2 separate regions of the Homo sapiens genome follow, and region 2 is linked to region 1. Evidence: read pairs that join two places in POLR2A ChIA-PET (ENCODE). Cell type or tissue: PC-9. All regions are shown on one strand. Region 1 overlaps TMEM50A (transmembrane protein 50A). Region 2 overlaps MACO1 (macoilin 1).

Region 1 (2,500 bases):
ACACATGCACGTCACCATAGTCGGCTAAATATTTATTATTTGTAGAGATGGTGTCTCCCTATGTTGTCCAAGCTGGTCTCAAAATCCTGGCCTCATGCAGTACTCCCTCCTTGGCCTCCTGAAGTGCTGGGATTACACTGCACCCACCCTTTTTTATTTTCTACAATTTTGGTAACATGATTTTAATAATAAATTACACATGGCTAGGCCTAGTGGTTCACACCTGTAATCCCAGCACTTTGGGAAGCTGAGGCAGGCAGATCACTTGAGCCCAGGAGTTTGAGACCAGCCTGGGCAACATGGTGAAGCCCCATCTCTACAAAAAATACAAAACTAGCAGGGCGTGGTGGCATGCGCCCGTCATCTCAGCTACTCAGGAGGCTGAGTGGGAGGATTGCTTGAGCCTGGGAGGTGGAGGTTGCAGTAAGCTGAGATTGTGCCACTGCATTCCAGCCTGGGTGACAGAGCAGACCCTGTCTCAAAAAATAAAAAAAATAATTAAAATAAAATTAAAAATACAAATATTTGGAAATATCTATTACTCCCATCTATGAGATTAAATGATTTTAATAAAAATTTAGGAAACATTATTTTAATCTACAAGTTACATTTTATTCAAATAAGTGTTAAAATATGAGCAGAATATATATAACCTGGTCCAGTTTTTATAAATCATTAATACTGTATTTTTACTATGACACCCATAGCAATTTTACCTGGACCATTAAATGGGTTTTCTGTTTTTCTAGGGTCCCTCAAGGTGAAATTTCTCCCAGGGTCTAACAGTATACCTTTTCCTGAGCTTGCCTTAAAGTGGCCTTATATAGCAGATGTATATTAAATGTTAGTTTACTTTTCTGTCTGAAAGGAGGTGACATCATATTACCAGGGAGGCTTAACTGAATAAATCTCAATTCTGGGATGTTAGAGCTTTGCACAGATATTCTGAAAGTCAGAACTTGTTAGGCCAGGCTTGAGGCCAGGAGTTCAAGGCCAGCCTTAGCAACATAGCAAGATCCATCTCTATAAAAAATTTAAAAATTAGCTGGGTGTGGTTGTGTGTGCTTGTGGCCCTAGCTACCTGGGAAGCTGAGGTGTGAGGATGGCTTGAGCCCAGGAGGTTGAGGCTGCAGTGGGCCATGATCATGCCATTGCACTCCAGCCTGGGTGATAGTGAGACTCTTGTCTCTAAAAAAGAAACAAAGCTTGCTAACTAGCTAGATAACATATGTTCTGCTTTTGAGATTTTTGGAAGCCAAAGAAAAGCAGTGTTTAGAGCTGTCTCATCCCTTCCAGGCTCTGGATAAGAAGAAAAATGACTGAAGAAAGGAATACTAAAAATATATAAGACAAAGAAAACCAAACACTGTCGGTGGAGGGTGGGGGGTCCCGGATATAAATGCATCGCTAGTAGTTGGCCCAACTATAGGAAAAAAATTTTATTCTAAAATAACCAACTTTAATGCAAAATTCCAGTATTCCACTGAAGTAAATTGTAACCTATGTTTTCTCTTACCTTTAGCAACATAACCTCCAAAAAGAATCCACATAGATGCAATCAGAGATCCAAAGGCCAACATGAAACCAACGAAAAGCCAAATGCGAGCACCTTCAAAGAAATAATATTTTACCAGAATTCTTTCTTATAGGGCAGTACAATTAACTTTCAAAAAGAAAATAAAACCCAAACAGAAAAAAAAAAAGTGCAACTGCCATTAAAGTCTAACGTGAGAACAGTAAAGGATGTGTTAAACATCTTCATCAGTGTACCTGTTGGCCTTTTTCTTCTTGGTTGGTCTGTATAGATTTTTAAAAATTATTTATGAGTCTGTATAAGTGCATATACTTACTTTCCCCAACTGCCTACACTGAGAAAACCTATACTCAACCTTCCTATAAAACATCTCATAAAATCTGTTTCACCATATTTAGAGGCTCATTCTCCTTATGCTTTTATATAGACAATGATCCCACATTTTTTTTTTTTTTTTTTTTGAGGCAGAGTCTTGCTCTGTCTCCTAGGCTGGAGTGCAGTGGCGCAATCTCGGCTCACTGCAAGCTCCACCCGCCCAGGTTCATGCCATTCCCCTGCCTCAGCCTCCAGAGTAGCTGGGACTACAGGCACCCGCCACCACGCCCAGCTGATTTTTTGTATTTTTAGTAGAGACGGGGTTTCACTGTGTTAGCCAGGATGATCTCGATCTCCTGACCTTGTGATCTGCCTGCCTTGGCCTCTCAAAGTGCTGGGATTACAGCCGTGAGCCACTGTGCCCGGCCGCTCCCAGATCTTCCAAGAGTACTTTCAAACAGTAACACAGACATACAGTAAAAAATTCATATTCAGTGACATACGAATCTCCAAGCTACCATATTTCACTTTCAGGGAAGTTAGGCAGCAAAATAAATTCAAATTTACTGTGACTAGAACTTAGGAAGGTTGCATTAAAATTATGTTAACAGAGGAGGACAGGCAACTTTCAAATCACATTAACATGTTTAT
Region 2 (2,500 bases), 130 kb before region 1:
GCAAACACCTAACTGATTCCCACATGCAGAGGGACTTCACTAGTCAAGAAAACAAAGGAAAAAGTGATAAGTGAAGTAGAAGCAAAAAGAAAAAAAAAGCTCTTAACTATCTAATAGTTTTTGGAATACTTGCACACAGGGGTACTTTCCAGTGGTATAGGAGGTAGTCCCCAATTTTCATTATGCCATAAATGTAATTCCATCTAGTAGAGACTTATGTTTCACTTTTTTTTTCCATTTCATTTGACAGTTTGCTGATATCCATTTGAGCAGCCAGTACACAGTGCTTGGGCAACCAAGATTTTATCTTTCTTCCATTTTAAGATAAAAACTTCAGAAACACATATACCTAAGAGTGGAGAGTAATGATAGCTCTCTAAAGGGAACGAACTTCCAGATAGAATCTCTCAATGCATTTAGTAATCATCAGTCTGACAAAAAGTGACTGGAAACCTTTTTATGAGCAGTACTTTGCCTCCCAGGTATGGGAAACATGGTGATTCCCTCATCCCACTTTATAGATGAGGTCACTGAGGGATAAAGCTGTTATAAGATAGTGCAAGCTTGCACACATGGAGTTTAAACCAGTTAATAAAACAGTACTTAAAAGCAATCCATCCGTGCATGATTGCTGTACGTCCAATCCTGCCCAAGGCACCAAATTCCCATGTCTTTGTTGGTAAAGGAAAGCCAACCTTGGATTAAACACTCAGGTGACATGGACATACCTAGATGCAGCAGCAAACGCAACAGCCCGGGCAGCAGTGGCTTCTTCTAACTTCTTCCTCTTTTTCTCTTCCATTAACTGTTTCTCTACAAAACTTCGGGCTTCCTGCTCAGCTTTTAGCTTTTTCTCCAACTGGCTGATATTCTGCTTGTCTTTTTGCTTCATTTGCACAGCATTATGTAACCTATATGGAAATGATTGTCATATAAAGTCTTAAAATTACAAATGCCCACTATAAACCCTTGAGAAACATCTCTTTATCACCTTAAGGCCAATTAAACAGGAGGTTTGAACAGCAAATCAAAAATGTCAATGCCCAGAATGCCTGAGGAAAACACACTGTTATTCTTTAATAATTCCTAAACACCAATAAACAAGCTGCCTTACAAAACAGAGATTAAGACCTAGCCTCTGCTCTGTTCAAGTAAGTGATCTACAAAAGGTCATCCAGAAAACAGGGTAAAACAAATTTTGAACAGAGGGGAAGATAATTGTAGAACTAATTCTAATGTTCCAGAGCACCCTGAAAGAACTTCAGTCCCACCAAAGAACCACTGATGGGACCAGCCCCAGTGAAACTAAGGTAAGGGGTGGAAAGGGGAAGGTTTTTATTTTTCCTGAATACAATTTTGCTGTAGCCTACTACAGCTTTTCCTTTCCAGCTCAGGATGTTTGCTCACAGTGTCCCCAAATCCTCTTTTAGAGTCACAGGATGCTTAATTTCAGATAGAAATTTCAGCCATATTTCCTGCTTACTACCACCCCCAGCTTTACCTATCAGCATGAGGTGAGTTTATCACTGGGATGTTCTCTACATATCAATGCTAGAACCACCACAAATGCTGGTCAGAGGCAATGGAGAGGTTATTTGCCTGTAATGCCCTAGCTTTTGAGTTACATTCCTTAAAAATGTTGAACTCCTCTTTCAACAGGGAAAGCCCAGAAAGCCAACAGCCTGTAATGATCATCACTACCACGGGCACACATTGCTGGGAGATTTAAAAAAAGAAAAAAGGACAGACCTACACTGAGTTAAGAAGTAATTCCAGAATGAACTAATCAAAAGCCTAAATGAATTCACACAGAAGACCTGGCTTTCTGCCTGCCTTTTCAAATAAAATCAAAGTTCAATGTCATCTTTTAGTTCTGGAAATAAAAGTAAATATAGTCAAATCCTCTAGAAATTTTCACTCAAAGGAGCAAAATTTTCAAAATGTGACAGAACTACTTCTTGTCAATTTTACTATCCAAAAACTCAATAACTATTTTAAACTAAGAAGTTATTAAATGAGAGAAGACAAAAACAGTAATATTAATAAACTGTTTTGTGGCAATGAAATAAGTTTTTATAGATTTTATAAACATGTTGAATATCTGGTACTAAATAAAGTATTTTAAACATTTTATTTAAAAACCTCTCAGCAGGTCTCTGTCACCATAAATCTTGTGCTCCAACCCCTGGCAACAGGAGAAGCAGTGAAGCTGCCGGGCTTACGGCCAAAGGCCTGAAAGGTGCACGTACTTGTTCTGCAGCAGCTCGTTCTCCTGCCGAAGCTGGCCCATTTCTGAGCGGATCCCTCGCTCGGTGCTCGAAAGGGAGCTGATCTGACTGCGGAGCTCTTGTTCCACTTGTCTGCTGGCTTGCAGGTCAGCCTTTAACTTTTTAATGTCTTGTTCCAGCCTAGGAGAATGAGAAATGCAGCATTTTCATCTAGGTGAGGGCACCCACAGAGCTGGGAGGGACCTGGTGGGGGTCCTGGACTGCTGGGTGAA

Evidence for each region. Peaks named below come from ENCODE experiments on the same cell type or tissue, not always from the same donor. Only the 100,000 strongest peaks of a DNase experiment are listed, where the experiment ranks them.
Region 2: POLR2A ChIA-PET joins it to region 1 with 5 read pairs; 2 of 35 experiments call an interaction of 5 or more read pairs at or near these places.

Annotation. Positions count from the first base shown.
Region 1 is chr1:25,351,991-25,354,490 of GRCh38, reverse strand. TMEM50A (transmembrane protein 50A) reads right to left here. Exons shown (of 7, transcript NM_014313.4): 5 at 1,517-1,609. Among named protein-coding and RNA genes, the nearest start is that of TMEM50A, 15 kb to the right of the region's middle. In PC-9, no CTCF peak of the experiment used is centred here; no DNase peak of the experiment used is centred here; H3K27ac peaks cover 346 bases.
Region 2 is chr1:25,484,024-25,486,523 of GRCh38, reverse strand. It overlaps MACO1 (macoilin 1), which reads right to left. Exons shown (of 11, transcript NM_018202.6): 7 at 2,250-2,408; 8 at 729-911. Among named protein-coding and RNA genes, the nearest start is that of MACO1, 54 kb to the right of the region's middle. In PC-9, no CTCF peak of the experiment used is centred here; no DNase peak of the experiment used is centred here.